Linked DNA regions of Mus musculus: region 1 is linked to region 2. A link is a loop called in an ENCODE intact Hi-C map of the cell type or tissue named here. Cell type or tissue: heart. All regions are shown on one strand.

Region 1 (8,000 bases), 140 kb before region 2:
AGTAAAAACTAAAATAATAATAATAATAAAAATTAAGAAAAATTGCCTATCTACTATCCACCCCAGTCCCAAGTATGGGAGTAGTCGGTTTTTGACTCTCTGGAACAGAAAACTGCCTTTTGCATTTATGTTCTTGTCCAACTCTAAAACTAAGGAGGAATGCCCAACCCAGCTCATCCCCTACATCAGCCACCAAATAAACAAAAGCAACAGTGAGTCTGTCGGGAGGGGTGACCATCACTTTAGAGACCCTGATGTGTGTAGCAGCTGAGCCAAAATGACTGAACCTCTAGAGAAAGAGCAGGAGGGAACCAAAGGGAGGCATTGCTCCCTGGGATAACTGCCTCTGCTCAGGGCTCAGGCCTGCAGAAGCTGCAGACTCCTGTGCAGAAGGAGCCCCTTCTCTGCATCTCTGACCTTCAGAGTAGAAACCGGAAGTAGCGCAGCTTAAAAATGTTTCTTACGGACATCCATCTCCGTTTTAACAGACAGTTGAAATGATCAGTTATCGGATAGGTCCTGCACGAAAGATCAACCCTGAGATACAAATATGGGTGCTTCTGTATGGGGGTGATAGTATGGAAGGAGACAGACACGGAAGCTCCTATCAGTTGATTGTATCACACTGGTCATACTTTTGTTTCATATACTGTCTATAGTGGTGTGAGACTCGTCCTCCCGCACGTACAAGAAGCATACTTGGGTTCAAAGCCAGAGTCAAAACTAATAAAGTGCAATTTGTTTGCTCGGGATTCCATGTCTACCAATTAGAAAAAGTTGTTCTGTTACCAAAATAAGAGTCTCTGGCTATTAATCTGCACCTCCTCTCTTCAAAGATGGGTGCTTTTTTTCCCCTATGATGAAACAGATGTGTTCAGTGGTCTTTATTTAAAATTTATATCTCCTTTCATGAGATAATTAACAGGCACCACTCCTAACTCATGGCATTTGGTTTTCAGATTTTTTTTTTAAATCAATACCATTTAAGGTTCTGACCTTCTCTTTTAATATTTTGACACAACCTTAACTTGCAGATGTCAGGGTCTTGCTTGGTAATTCCTGCAAAGCCGCTCTTCATCGGCTGGAAGACATCTGCGGGGCTCTAGAAAATGCATAGCCCTGATATCAGAAAGCGGACCTCGAAGCTAATTCTTCATTGAGGCAGAGCTGTATAAACTCAGACAAGCTACCTGATCACCTATCCTCAATTTTCCTCTCTGTAAAAATCAGACCAACAACAGTACGTACATGGTAAGTTTCTTGTTGGGGAATAAATGACCTAGGACATATAATGGCCATGCCTCTGACAAGTATGTAGCAAATATTAGACTTAAAATACCTGCTGTCATTTTTGGTCTTGGCACAGTTACAGATTAAAACTCGTATTTTCTTATCTATAAAATGAGAGTACTGTCATTTACTTTTGAGATGTTATCAGATTCAAACAAGAAGATAACAGATATAGGAATATCAGACATATAGAAAGTAATCAAGTATGCCAGGCATGAAGGACCCATGCCTGGTATCCCGGAACTTAGTAGACTGAGGCAGGATAATTACCTTGAGTGTGAAACTTGCACACCAAGACTTTCTTTCAAAAACAAACAAGAGCTGGAGAAAGAGAGGAGCGAACGAGCGGGAGGGAGGGGGAGAAGGAGAGAGAGACAGAGAGAGAGAGACTACATGTTTTTGATCATGCATGAGCTTGAAACTGAACTGTAAACATAAAAGTCTTTAGCAAATCCTAAAATTGAGTTAGAAATGTCATGCAAAAATTGGTCCATAACTAAGAGAATGTCTGACATATTTGAAATGCAAACCCAAGTTTTTTGGTTTATCTTTAACTTTACCTAAAGATAACCTTTTGTAAATGTAAATTCTATATCCACAAAATAAGAAACATTCTCTTAAGCCAAACTGTTCTACTATACTGTAATCAAGAAATCTAACATGCTTTCTTAAGCCAAGAAACTATATATTGCTTACAAATCTGATTGAGTGTGCAATGGCTTAAAAAAAAATGCTTTCCAGCTGTGGTGGCGCAATGTCCTCAATGCACTAGTGAAACAGGTAAAATCTATGTGGTCTGAGGCCAGCCCAGTCTACAAAGCAAGTTTCAGGCCAGCCTGGACTATGTTGAGAGATATGGTCAAATAAATAAATAAATAAATAAATAAATAAATAGGATATTAAAAATTTAAAGACAATTCAGCAGGCATTCTTTGACAGTATTCAAGATAATTTACTGGGAACTGAAGACACACCTTGAGCCCTTGCCAAAAAGGCCTACACATTACCACTGATAATCTCAAAATACAACTTATAAAAACCATACAGGAGTTCAATTTGAACCAGAAAGTGGATAAGTAGCATAAACATGCGTCCAAAAAATAAGTTCTCCCCTTTAACTACAAGCCTGCCTAGATTTTAAAAAGCAAAAGTCATTTTTAAAAGGCAGTTGTTATCTGGGAAGCTATTGAATTTGTGCCAGAAACCAATATTTCAAAAGGTAAACCTGTAAAATAATAGGTATCTGTAAATGAAAGACTGGAATAACCCCAGGAGCAGCAACACAGTAATTAGCAACTTTTATAGAGTAATAACATGTTCCATATTCTCTCTACACTAGCTCTTTGAAGTTGCCAGTGTAATATATACAAGTTTTATTACATTGGAGCCCATCCTTGTGTGTTTTATAGGTGCTAGCATTATGCAGAGCAAGCTGTAGTCACCGTCGGATCTTCTATAAGAAACTGCCCGATAATTCGTGAGCTCTGTGTCTAGTTTATTTTGTTACACCTGTCTTTAAGAAAATAAAGTCACTTTGAGCCTAAGTCACTATGGAGATTCACATGCCCACATGCCATCGAGGTATGTGTCATAAATCATAAAGCAGTTTAGCTTTAAAATTGTGCATCGCATATTCATGTGCACACCACTTGCAGTTTTTGACACATGTGAACTCTTTACTGAATTAAAAAGGGAACTGCTCAGCTCTACAATCAGCGATTACCAGAGGCAGAACAGAAAGCAGTTAATATGCTTGTTCCAGCAGATGTTCATCCCCGTAAATATTAAACATAACACAAGTTCCTCCAGGAATATACAAGCAGTAATTTTACCACCTGAATAGGGCTGGTTGGAAACATTTAAGGGGTGGGGGCAATGTGAGGGATGCTGAAGCAGCCAATGGGATTTTTCAGACAACCGCAACTAGAATTAAATTGCATCTACCTGTGATTTACCTATAGCAGCTCTCCCTAATGCGAGATTAGCGAGAACTGGAACCCCAAGTGCATTCCAGGCTGCCAGCTTTGAGCTTGACAAAAAGAGTGAGGAGTTCAGCCATGGGCATGTGTGAAGAAAGGGTGCAAAGGAACCGAGAACCTCCGGGAAATGAGTCTCCCTGGGCCAAGGCCTCCGGAATTCGGGCACCAAGACACACTGGCCTCCTGCCTAGGGTGCTCACTTTTCCATCTCCAGTGGGAGTGAGGTAGGACAGAGGAAGGATGCAAACGCCAAGCAGGGAGCAGGCAGGGCGCAAGGCTAGAGAGCATCCTCTCCGGGCACTTCGTAGAGGTACCAACTCTAGGGGGTCACAGGGGTGGTGAGCCTGAGGCTCTCCGGGAGCTGGAGGGGAGCACAATCCGAAGGAAGGGAGCTGAGAGGGGCTGCGAGATGAGGGGTGGGCTCTCAGGCATCAGTGACACGTTCTAAAAATCGGTTCTCTTCCCCTCCACCGCTGCGCTCCTCCAGTGGCAGCCAGACCCCGGCCCCCTGAGCTAGCGCAGGCAAGCACCGAGGGGAGAGAACGGAACCGGAGACCGACGAATTCACGGGGAGGCGGCCGAGCATCCAGCCCGCCAAGGCTGGAAGGAGCCGGCCAGCGAGGCGGGTGTCCCCGAGCCACCCCACCCCCACGGCGGCCGGGCACCCGGAGTCCCGGCCCAGGTGAGGGCAGGCGGGGCCAGCGCGGCTCCCCAGCGGCCAGCACCGGGACTCACCACAGCGACTCGAGGTCCCATTCCTGGAGCAGGGCTAAGTCGAAGCTGTCCATGGTGGGAGGTGTCAGCGCCGCCGCCGCCGTGTCCGCCGCCGCCGCTGTGTCCGCCGCCGCCGTGTCCGCCGCCGCCGCTGCCGAGCCTCGGGCCGCCCGCGCGCTGCAACGAGAGGCGCCCGCTAAGGTGCATCCCGGCCGCGCCCGAGCCGCCGCCGCCCGCCTGCCCGCCTGCCCGCCAGTCACCCTCCCCCGGCTCTCAGTGCCCGGCACCCCCGCGGCCCCTGCTTCCCGGGCCCGCCCGGCGCACTCACCCGCTCGCCGGCTCGCGCGCAGCCACACTCGCCGAGAGCCGCGAGCTCGCTCTCTCGCCGCGCCGCCGCCCCCTCCCGGCCTGCGCCCGCCCCTCCGCCCCTCCCTCGCGGCGGCCCGGCCCGCTGCAGCCGCCGGCGCGGTGCTCTGCGCCCGCCCGCTCGCCCGCCCGCCTCTTTCTCCTCCGGGAGGCGCGTGTGCGCGGGCGAGGCCGAGGCGCGCGCGCGCGTCCTGAGCCCCGCGCCGCGCCCGCCCCGCGCGCCCCTGCGCTCCCCGCGCTCCCCGCTCTCCCCGTGCGGCTGCTCGGGGTCCCGCGCCCTTTCTCGGGCCGGACTGCCGGCTCGCCCTCCTCACCCGCGCCCCTCCATCTCTCCAGACCCTCAGTGGCCCCGAGGGTTGCGGGGGACGTCCTCTGAGCCAAAGGGAGCGGCGCAGCGGCGCCGAGGGCAGGGGGATGCCGTGCCGAGCCGAGGCCGGCCTGCAGCAAAGCAGACCCCTGCCTCTCGCCCTCGCCCCGTGTCCAGCTGGGACTTTCTGGTCCTCCGCAAATTAAGGGGAACCCGCAGGGCGCTGCGGCTGGAGGTGTGCACTCTTGAAGATCTGGGGTGGGCGCTAGGAAGGAAAAGCCCTGGGCGCCCCAGGCGCGGTGAGAGTTAACAGTGCAGCCCACGGCAGCGCTGAAAACAAATCGTTTCAAATATCTGGAGCCAGTAACTTAAGTGAAATAAAGAGGAGGCGGGAAGGAAGCGTCTTCCAAGACCTGCTTTCAGCTGCAGTTTAGCCTGGGGGCTGGGAGGACGAGGGGTATCCCACTAGCCCTCAGCTGCCCAGTCCCTGGAAACCAGTCTCCTTTCTTTTTATTTCATACTGGAAAGGCCTCTCTGGGTTTCCACTACAAACTTCCCGCCGCCTCCTCTCCTGTCTAGAGAGTGGCAGATTGTCAGCTGGAAAGATGATAGAGTACCACTGTGGCTTGTAAAAAAAATAAAACCCTTGCTATTATTACTCCCTTGGTTTGAGAGACTGCTCCCCCCTCGCTCATTATTATATACACTCTGAGAGTGGGGACTGGAGGCGTAGAGCTGGTCTATCCTTCCATCTCTGGGCTTCTGCCCTCAAAATTGAGGATCCCATGCTGGCCCCGGGGGTGGTGCATGGGGTTCCCCTCTCCCATGCTCTTGGCCCCAGTTCCTGGAGCCCTGTTCAGGATTCCCCAGGATTCCTGGAGAGAGCAGCACCGAGCAAAGCTCACCACTTACACCAAACCCCGCATGCCCTAAGGGAGGCCTTTGCAGTGTATCGGCCTTTGTTCCTTTTCTAGACAAGAAGAGCCACCATGTGAGGCCGCCAAAAATTTAGCCCCTTTGGTAGAAATCCTAGGAGCAACCCCTTTTTTTATTTCACCCACCTCTGAAGGAGAACTAACGAAGTCGTGGGCGCAGGTAGATAAACTGCCAAAAAGCCAACTAGAGTTCTATGCTCTCGGAAACAGAACTGCAAAGCTCTCGGGCCCCCATCCTTTTCTTCCCCCAGCTTTGGAATAGTTCCCTATTAGCATCCATAACTAATGTGAAAATATCAATCGCTAAGTGAAGGCAGAGTCTGCATCAAATCCGCTGTAGAAACTGACTGGTTATTTTTACAAACTAACAACTTCGCTGCTTGAAACACCACCCCGGCCCCTTTAGTTGAAGGCTACAAAAGAACAAAGGAAATATGGACAAAGTACAGGTGTGAAGGGCTGGGATCCAAAATCTTGGTCTACAGTGTATCTGGAGAGAAGGAGGGGGGAAATGTGCCTTACAGATACCTACTTAGCATAAACCCTCTTGGAAATGTTTGCTCTGGCAAAAGTGAGCTATAGACATCACATGGAGACAGCCTTCCCAGGAACAAAGGCTGGGGGTGGAGGGTGGAGGAGAGAGAGAGAGGGGAACAGCCCCTGCCTGGAAGAACTGCAAGTTCCAAGGCCTGAACAAGAAATGTGTCCTGTTCCTTGGGCTCCTGGCTGCAGCTGGGAGTCTTCTCCAGAAAGGAGACCTCCCGCCCCTCCCAGGGATCTGGCTTCCCGTCCCTTCCCTTCCCACCACATCTGTTTATACAAAAGAAGCTGCTGAAGAACAAACAGAACCGTGTTTACTGCGGGTCCCATGCCGAGCGAGCCTGAGGCTCGGACACAGATTCAAGCCTCCTCCTCTTAGTGGCTGAAGATAAATGGGTCCCAGAAAAGGAGAAAGAGCAAAAGGAGTTAGGCTTGGGGAGGGAAAGGTTATTTGTAAAAGGTCTCCCTAAAAGAGCTATGAAGGGATGGACAGATGTATATTTAAGTGTCGGCTCTGGGTCCTCACGTTTACATTTAAGTGTACTTGAGCCGGAAGTCATTTCACTGTGGGTAATTTTTTTTTTAAACGTTTCTTCACAAATAATGTATTTTCTGTTTGGGGTCTTTAACTCGAGGACGGATGCATTAGTATTTTATTTCTGGTGGATGTTTCTGTGAATAGAGCCCACTTGGAGAGTGAAGGCATTGGAAGAAACCCAAAATGTTGTTGTAGATACTGTCTTTGCCTAAGCTGTGATTGAAATAAACTGAAAATGAATAGATTTCACTGGTGAGATGTAGAGGAGTTAATGAGACTCTTCAATCTAAGAACTTATTATTTATATTTTATATTTTAACTTGTTAACTTATATTTTATATTTTATGGCTGTTCCCATTATAGAGTCATTGGTGTATGAGCCGAATCCAGCACTGAGACAAGTCAAAATTTCAACATTAGTAAAAAAAAGAAGAGGAAGAAGAAGGGGAGGAAGAAGAAGAGAAGGACAGAGGGAAGGAAAGGGGGAAGGGAGAGAGAATGTGAGGTGCTGGTACTCTCTAGAATTAGAAAAGGGGTTGGTTTGTTGAGTTTTTGTTGTTGTGCTTGGGTTTTGGTTTTGGTGACTTTTTGTTTTGTTTGGAGATGGGGGGTTGTTTGTTTTTGCTAGGGTTTTGTTTTCTGTAAAGGAACAAGAGATTGCCCAGATAGATAGATAGATAGATAGATAGATAGATAGATAGATAGATAGATACATACATACATACATACATACATACATACATACATACACAAATACATAAATAGATACATAGAGATAAATACATAGATACATACATACACACAAATACATAAATAGATACATAGAGATAAATACATAGATAAATAGATACATAGAGATAAATACATAGATAAATAGATACATAGAGATAAATACATAGATAGATAGATGAGAGAGAGATGTGAAAGAGAGAGAGAGAGAGAGAGAGAGAGAGAGAGAGAGAGAGAGGGGTTTCCCAGTGAAGCAGTAGCTTCGGAACACACAGAAGATCCGAGGGCCTTTTCTGCTGAGGGAGAAGCAACTTGTGCTACTGAGAGCTGAATGGAACCGCCCAGTTCAGGAGAGGGCCACTGAGGAAGGAAGGTAGCGAAAGCGGGACTGCCTGGCCTCCCTGGGGGCCTGGCTAGTTGGTTGGCTGGTTTGTGCTAAATCCACAAAATGAAGGAAGGAAGAAGTGGCTCCTGCTTAACAGGGTATGCGCATGTGCTTCAGCAAGGACCTCGTCCTCAATATGCTCTCCTGGGATGAGAAGCCTCTTGTGTGCACCCAGAAGCAAATCCACAGCATCTCCCATCTCCATCAACTAATTCCC
Region 2 (8,000 bases):
GACAAAATGACCTAACTTTCACTTACCACTCCTGTGTTCTAAATCATATTGGAAAAACATGCATTAGTAGAATACAGGCCTCTGAACAAATAGAATCAAAGCATGATGTCCTTTGTTTAAGGAACGCGTTCAGAATTAGGGCCATGAGAACATTCCCCATTTCGTGGCAATTTACTCTGATGACTTGATTAAACTCTGCACTCTAATTTTATCTGCAGACATTCTGATTTCTCTGTAATTTGATATGTACTGTGCTGGGTGGAAGCAGAAACATGAATTCCATATCTGAAGTTTTTCTCTCGCGTCACCCCAATAGCCTAAGGCCCGTGAGGACAAAGCTCCTGAAGAAAAGAGCGGCCGTGGACTCCATTTGGTGCGGCTTGTAGGGCCTTTGCCCTTGTGTGCGAATGTCTCCTTGTGGTAAAATAGCACAAAGCTATCTTCCCAATCTGGTTTTGGTGGGCCTTTCCTGTGGGTCTATGCCCCGGGACACAGTGAAAGGCTGTAATGCAGCCCGTCTTTTCTAGTTTACTGCTTTTGACTAAAGTCATAGCATTCCCTCTGACGTAATGGACATCAATTAGACTTTGGCAAAGGAAACACTCTGATAGAATAGATTTAGTTGTGGGAATGGAAACCTCTCCAGGAGACCCTGAAGCAATGATCTGTGGCCTCTCAGAAGGTCAGGGGACAGATGTGGGGCAGACAGGAAGTCCACAGGGATTCCTGAGCTCCAGCAAGCCAAAGCCCGCTTCTCTTGCCACAGTCTTCCTATGCTGTGTCCCAGCCTGCAGGGCCCAAAGAAACCCTAGGCTGAAGCCATTGAGAATCTTAACCTGAGAAAATACCCCTGGGGGCGCAGCCTTGGCTTTTGGGGTTTCTTTGTTGTTGTTGGTGGTGGTGGTGGTGGTGTTGGTGGTTTGGTTTTGGAGACAGGAGACAGGAGACAGGAGACAGGAGACAGGAGACAGGAGACAGGAGACAGGAGACAGGAGACAGGAGACAGGAGACAGGAGACAGGAGACAGGAGACAGGAGACAGGATTTTTCTGTTTAGCCCTGGCTGTCCTGGATCTTATTTCATAGATCAGGTTGGCCTGGTACTCACAAAAATCAGCCCGACTCTGCCTCCCAAGTGCTGGGATTAAATGTGTGTGACGCCACAGCAGCAGGATAGGGACTGTTATATCTAGCTGTACAAATGCCCAGTCAGCGAAAGGATGTTCCGTCCCATTTTATGAGTATCCAAACCTCCTTTTGAATATCCCAAGACTTGGGATATCTGTGTGGGAAATGGCTTCTCTCAACGCAAGCAAGGCCGTCACACACAGACTTGGAGTGGCTACTGGGCTATTGTTACAGTTTCTTGAGGTGCTGAGTTACATGTCAGTAGACTTCAGTCATTTTTCTAGAATGAGTTTGAAAGCAAACAAAATAAAATGGAGAGTCTATCAAAAGTGATTTTGAGTAATTGTATAAGACATAAATGTTATACCACTAGCACCAACAGAATCAAGCGCTTCTTTTTTCTTTCTTCCTTCCTTCCTTTCTTTCTTCCTTTCTTTCTTTCTTTCTTTCTTTCTTTCTTTCTTTCTTTCTTTCTTTCTTCCTTCCTTCCTTCCTTCCTTCCTTCCTTCCTTCCTTCCTTCCTTTTTCTCTTCCTTCCTTCCTTTCCTTTTTTCTTTTAATGAAGCTGCCAACTAAGTTGAAAATCCTTTTCATCCTAGCTGCTGCACAGGAGGATGAATGAGGTGAGCTGAGAGCCCCAGCCGCAGACACCACAGACCCAGCAGACACTTCCCAGTAGCAGCACTCCCTGGGGATGCTATTAGTGTCCTGGGTTCTTGTACAGCGAGGGAGACAGGAGAGACTGATTACTATTCAGATCAGCCTCCAGGCCAAGACTGTCTGGAGCTGGCATCTCAGGTAAGTAAAAGGCAGACACTGTGGGCTCAGCACACCCTACACATACACACACACACACACACACACACACACACACACACACACACACTCCGGAGTTGAAAAGGCACAGCTGCTTCTCCAGTGTGTGTGGCTGATTTCTGGGAAACGCCTCTGGCCAATCCCCTCACCAACAAAATAAAAACAACAAACAAACAAACAAACAAAGCCCCGAAGGATGCATATTTGCTGTTTTGCTCTCTCAGCATCCTTTCCACAGCTACCATTCATGACCCCACCTCTATCAAGAGGTCTTCAAGACCTTTCGCTTGTCTTCTGGGAGAGGGCCTCTTACACTGTGACACTGTCCACCCAACTCATCAGGAAAGAATGGACAGCGGCAGCAAGGTCGCTGGCTCTCAAGGGTCAACACAATCCATCAAGTCATTTAAAGTGAGTCCTTGTCTCATACAAAATCCCATTTCCTTGAGTATCAACCCAGCTTTATCTAAACCTCCATCTTCAAGCTGGCTTGTAGGGAGCAGAAGGGCCGTGGTCCATGGGAGTTCAGCCCCCCTCCCCTCGGGAATGTCGGTCTGTGTAAGACTAAACCGTGCTGTATAAATCTTGTCCAGGAAAAGAAAGGAACGGTTGTGGGAGTAGAGTTACCCCAGCTGCTGGGGCCCCATGCGCATGCGCACAGCCCTGGGAGATCAGAGGGGAGCCAGACCGATTGATTCCTGGCCCACAGCGCCCTGTGTGAAGCAAACCCTCCTCAGATTTCTAAGGTTTCCAGGAGGGCAGGTTGGATGGGAGCCTTGCAGTGCTGAGGAGACTGAAGGATGCATTCTACCATGTGGCTCCAAAGATAAGTTGGGGGCGGCAGACTGGATAACAAGCTAGACTCCCTTCTACTTCTGATAAGATAGAGGGCCTCTGTCTTTGAACGTGTTATTAATACTCTGCTCAGTTCTGTGGCCAGTGGGAGAGCGGTGAGCCCGTTCCTTTCATCAGGGTAGCTAGGGCCTCCCCAGGGCTATGGGAGGGAGGTTATAGACAGAGCCCTGGGCCCACGATACCATTCAACATCTGGCTTCTTTCTTGGGCTCTTGGGAGTTTGTGCCCCCCCCCCTCCAAGCCCCAGCTTAGCCTTGAGGCTTCTGCCACAAATGTCTCCCTTGCTATGTAACCAGGTTTAATAAAACATGGATATTGTATAATAAATACTGCATTTTCATGAATCTGCCCGTGAGATCAAGTGCTGTGCTAGAAAATATTATGAAATATGTATCACAATCTCTTACAGCCTCCTCCGAGCATTTTATATAAATCGCTACCTGTCAGAAGGGTTTGTGGAGAGAATCGGGGACTCCATGGAAGGCCCACAGCTTTTCTCTGTTGCTATGAGATATTAATATATTAGCATAACGTTTTTAAAAATGCAAATCCGCCCCTGGTATTCATACACTCTGAGTGGCACCCTAAGAAACACGCCTTCCATCCACTTGAGCAATCACCGCTCCTGGCCCCAGCCCCGCTCCCTGCAAGACCCCTTGCCAAGCAGCAGCCAAAATCTGCTCGACAGTGCCCTCTACTGGCGGGGAATAAGAACTTGCTTCCTCCGCTGCGAGGCTCCTCTTTTTTAAAAGGGTCAGGATCACTTTCTCTGCATCTTCTCTCTCCTTACCTCGCCTTGTCTTCAAGTGAAAGAACTTGTTCTTTAGACCTAGTTAAGGGTGTCACGGACCCTCCTCCTCACACACGCCCGTATGCATCCCCTCTACATGCCCCCTTTTTGCTTTCTTGTGACTCGCTTGAGTTTTTCTGGGAAAACTCTTACCCATTTTCCAGCCTTTTCCCTTCCATTTAGAAGCCAAATACCAACAACAAACCCCAGGATTTTTTTTTTAATGCAAATTTTGTGTTGGTGATGTGAGAGTGCGCAGAGCATGTGCCTGTCTTTTGCCGCGGAGGGAAAAGCAGCATTGCTTCGGTGCCCTCCATATCTGAAGCTCTGGAAAGTTCCTAAAGAAGGTTTTTTTTCCTCCTCATTCTGCTTCTGAAGTGAAACCAACCCACAGCATTGGATGGAGATGCACTTTTGAATATACTGCTGTACTCAACCCGATTATTTTTCTGCTGACCTCCATAACAAAACCTGCTTTGCTGACGCTCTGGCCTAACTCACTGAGAACAGGGCATCCAGCTGTTTGCTAACTGTTCTAAAATGTTGCAAGTTACAATGTATTCCTGGTGTTCTGTCCACATGTGGCAAATTGTGATCTGAGTACTACCCAGTTCTCTGCTGAGGCCCACAGGTTTAGGGCCTCTCTGTGAACCCCCTGAGTTCTTCCTGGCTTTACTCCTAAGCCAGGACCTGACACAGAAGCCTGGTCTTTGCTCGGTGAAACCAGCATTGTGTTGAGTGTGAACCAACTGTGTTGCCCACATCACGGCTCCCTCAAACCTTTCTGTCTGGATGTTGAGTATGGATAGTCCATGAGAGCTGTCTCACAGATTTTCATCTTCATGTGCATGACAATCACACCCTGAGACTAGCAGGGGACTCAGTGAGCCGTCTCCCATTCTCAGGTGAAGGGTTCCAAAGTTCCATTCCAGACAATTCTACTAGAATCCAAGGAGTACTTCAGATTACCTGGTGATGAAGCCACTATCCCTGTCCTGTTCTTCGTCCCTCCCCCAGTTCTACAGGACACCGAATCGCTGAGGAAGTTACACCCTCCTCAGCCTTTGCCCTGCAATGGACGCGGAATGCTGCTAAACTAGGAGGGTGTCTCCTCAGAGCAGAACCTGCCAGCATGACTGTGGTGTGGGTTCATTCTGCTTTGATGGGCACCCAAACTAGACATTTGTGGGGGGGGCAAGCCTCTAGGTCTTCCATTCATACATATTTCCATGAAAACAGTGGATGAATCTTGATGGCTATTCAAGAATGAGAGTAGTTTATCATCTGGGTAACTTAAATGCAACTATACAGAAATGCGTATATATACTATATATATGGTTATATGTAAGGGTATGTATATATATATATATATATATATATACATATATATATATATGTGTATATATATATATATATATAAAACCAATAAGATATGTATACCATCTATATGGCCAGTAAGATATATATGTGTGTGTGTGTGTGTATGTGTGTGTGTGTGTGTGTGTGTGTGTGTGTGTATGGCATCTTATATATATGATGTGTGTGTGTATCTGTGATGTGATTTTTTTGGCAACTGTATTACATGATATTACATAGATAACATCCTGTCATCATGTCAGAAAGTTGGGCCCACTTGGTAGGCAATACAGAGACATTCTAACAGTAATGTTTAATTACTCACATTATCAAGCACGGGATCATCTTTAACTGCATGGGGAGAAGAAAACCCACCATCCCCTAGACCATTTTTTTCTCTCTAGATTTTCCTATCCTAAAATTTTGCATAGAGAAATCATTTCTAGAATCAAAGTTGAGCTTCAGAAATTTGTTGACCCGACGATGGAGAAAGCTTAGCTCCTTTCAAAGCTCTGGAAACTACCTTTCTCTGTTTGGAATGTGGCGCCCCCTACAGGCTGCCCAGCTCTGATCATCCCTGAGACCTGGCTCTGATTCTGAGCTTGGGGCTGACCTGCTATGGAAACTAGCTAGGAGGTTCAGTTCCAGCCTTTTGTAGAGAAAAGTATTCTGAAGAGGTCAGAGCTGAAAAGGAGACCCCCACAGGGCCGAACAGGCTGCTTGGCTCTCTCCAGGCAGTGCCCTGCGGGAAATTCACTGCCTAGCTATTTCCTGTTTCAAATGATGAGCCACAAAGGAACCACGCAGCCTTTTGGATGGCGTGGTTATGCGCTCAGCTCCCCAGGAACCAGAGCACGGTGACCCTTTGTAAAGAACAAGGTGGCAAGAGAAAGGAAGGGGAGTCCTTTGGGCATCCACTCTTGTGTCCTCTATTCTGCAGAGAGCTTTTTGGGGTGTGGGGCACACAAGTAAGCAAATGCCTTGCAAGCCTGAGTCTTTTTACAAATGTGTCCCGGTTCTTTAGGCTTGGGATAGTATAAGGCATGAGTTACTTCACCTTAAGCAGAAAACTCACTTTCCAGGCTCCATCCAGGTTCACCTGAGGGAAGCTGGGGACCTCCCTGCTTCCTCTCTCCCTTCTGGAAAAGTCCATATTGACATCCTTCATCATCACAGGGCACAATTAGCCCAGAGATGTAGGAGACCATGACCATAGAGAGCATGAAAAAAAGATGATTGGCTTTCTGGAGACAGAGGTAGCTTAGGTGTGGAGAGGCAAGCAGGCCTTTATGCTTTGGAGACAAAGCGTGCCTTTTAGCAAGGCTCGGTCTACTTGCTATAAGTAGGCCAGGGAAGGCCCGACCTCACATCTGGCAAAGCCATCTGGGCAGAAGAGACTGGTGAATGAGTGTTCTGGCAGCTCCCTCTGGAATGTAGGTTTTATTTTCTTCCCATTTAATCTTACCAGAGGTTTGTCAATCCTACCCTGAGCACTGAAGAGGGAAATGCTACCTTTATGAGCCAACATAGGATAAGTAGAAAAATCTACACTTCTTTTCTTAAATTCTATCACTTCCCCTGATTCTTTGGAAGAATCAACTCTGCCCTAAGCCAGGAGTGTGTCTTACAACCGCCTAGTGTAATTATGAGTGGCTTTGCAAACATTCTTTGAAACCACAGGTTCTTAAAGACTCCTAACACTGGGGGCCTCTTCTCAGAAGTAATACAAGGAGCCCACGCATGAGGTGATGAATCTGATCCCAAACAGTGTGTCAACCACCCTGCCCCCAGGTAATATTTGTGGGTGCATTAAAAAAATCTCTATGTCCCCCACGATGGATACATGTACAAATGCATGCATCGGAGGCTCAGAGACTGTTGAGGAAGAGGGAAGGGAGAAGAAAGTTTGTAAGAGCCAGGGGACCAGAAGATGGCTGTGAGGTTTTTGTCTCCTAAAAACATCAGGGAAGCTGATCACCCAAAATATGTCAACAGTACCACGGCTTAATTAAGACCCGAACAAGCAATGAGACCAATAGAAACTTCATGGGAGCCCACCCACCCCTGGACAAAAACAAAACAAAACAAAGCAAACAAACAAAAACCCTAAAGAGAAGCAAGGAATAACGGGGGGGGGGGGGGGGGGGGAGACGACTTCCAATTGATTATCCAATACCATGTGATCAGCTCTGAAACCATGTCCATGCAAACAAGCCTGAATGGACTCAGAAGGATATATTTATATATTTAAACAGACACACAGACACACACATATGTATGTATACACACAGATACATAAGACATACACATATGTGTGTATACACACATGTATGTACACATACATGTGTGTATGTACACATACATACATAAACATACTTATGTACATGTACACACATGTATGTATACATATGTGTGTATACTCACACATCACAATAACAACATTTAAAAAGATTTTGAGAGGGAACAAGAAGGTCAGAGGTAGCACATGGGACAGAAACTGGAGGAAGAAGGGAGAAGGAAAAATGAAGTTATATTTTAATAAAAAAATGTTAGGAATAATGAAAAAAAGAATCTCACCTCTGTCCATGCCTGAGCCAAGCTGAGTCTAAGACTGCTTTAAAAGCCATCACATGTGCACCTCCTTCTTCAGTGTCCTCTGGCTATACAAACAACCTTCCTACTCTGGTTTGGAGCAGTAGCCAGTGGTTATCCTTTCATAATCCCATGGGTCGGCCAGCCTCCCATGGGCAGCTCCTCCTCTGCAGTTACAGTAGACGGTGGTGGGGCTGGAGCATTCTAAAGCCTTCTTCACTCCCTTGCGAGGAGGATTAGCAGAAAATGGATGGTATGTCCCTGCTATGCTGTTTTCTGCCAGCTGCCTTGGCCTCCTAAGGAGCAGTGAGACTTCTCACAGGGCATCTGCTTCACGGTGTGTAAGAGTTCTGAAAATCCCAGTGAGTGTTTAGAGCCCCGCCTCTCTCTGTCTCTGTCTCTCTCTGTCTCTCTGTCTCTGTCTCTGTCTCTGTCTCTCTCTCTCTCTGTGTGTGTGTGTGTGT

Evidence for each region. Peaks named below come from ENCODE experiments on the same cell type or tissue, not always from the same donor. Only the 100,000 strongest peaks of a DNase experiment are listed, where the experiment ranks them.
Region 1: a loop joins it to region 2, with 3 times the contacts of the local background. A loop is called at or near these places in 6 of 42 quality-filtered maps.

The regions. Positions count from the first base shown.
Region 1 is chr1:38,623,085-38,631,084 of GRCm38, forward strand. It overlaps Aff3 (AF4/FMR2 family, member 3), which reads right to left and starts at 4,160. Exons shown (of 22, transcript NM_001290814.1): 1 at 4,005-4,160. The coding sequence starts at 4,057. It overlaps Gm34596 (a long non-coding RNA gene), which reads left to right and starts at 7,583. Exons shown (of 5, transcript XR_373334.2): 1 at 7,583-8,000. In heart, a CTCF peak has its summit at 3,966; DNase peaks (open chromatin) are centred at 4,367 and 6,347; H3K4me3 peaks cover 2,736 bases; H3K27ac peaks cover 3,372 bases; H3K27me3 peaks cover 2,117 bases.
Region 2 is chr1:38,764,568-38,772,567 of GRCm38, forward strand. No RefSeq gene overlaps it. Among named protein-coding and RNA genes, the nearest start is that of Lonrf2, 68 kb to the right of the region's middle. In heart, CTCF peaks have their summits at 3,493 (motif pointing left) and 5,497 (motif pointing left); a DNase peak (open chromatin) is centred at 2,604; H3K4me3 peaks cover 1,296 bases; H3K27ac peaks cover 2,928 bases; H3K27me3 peaks cover 735 bases.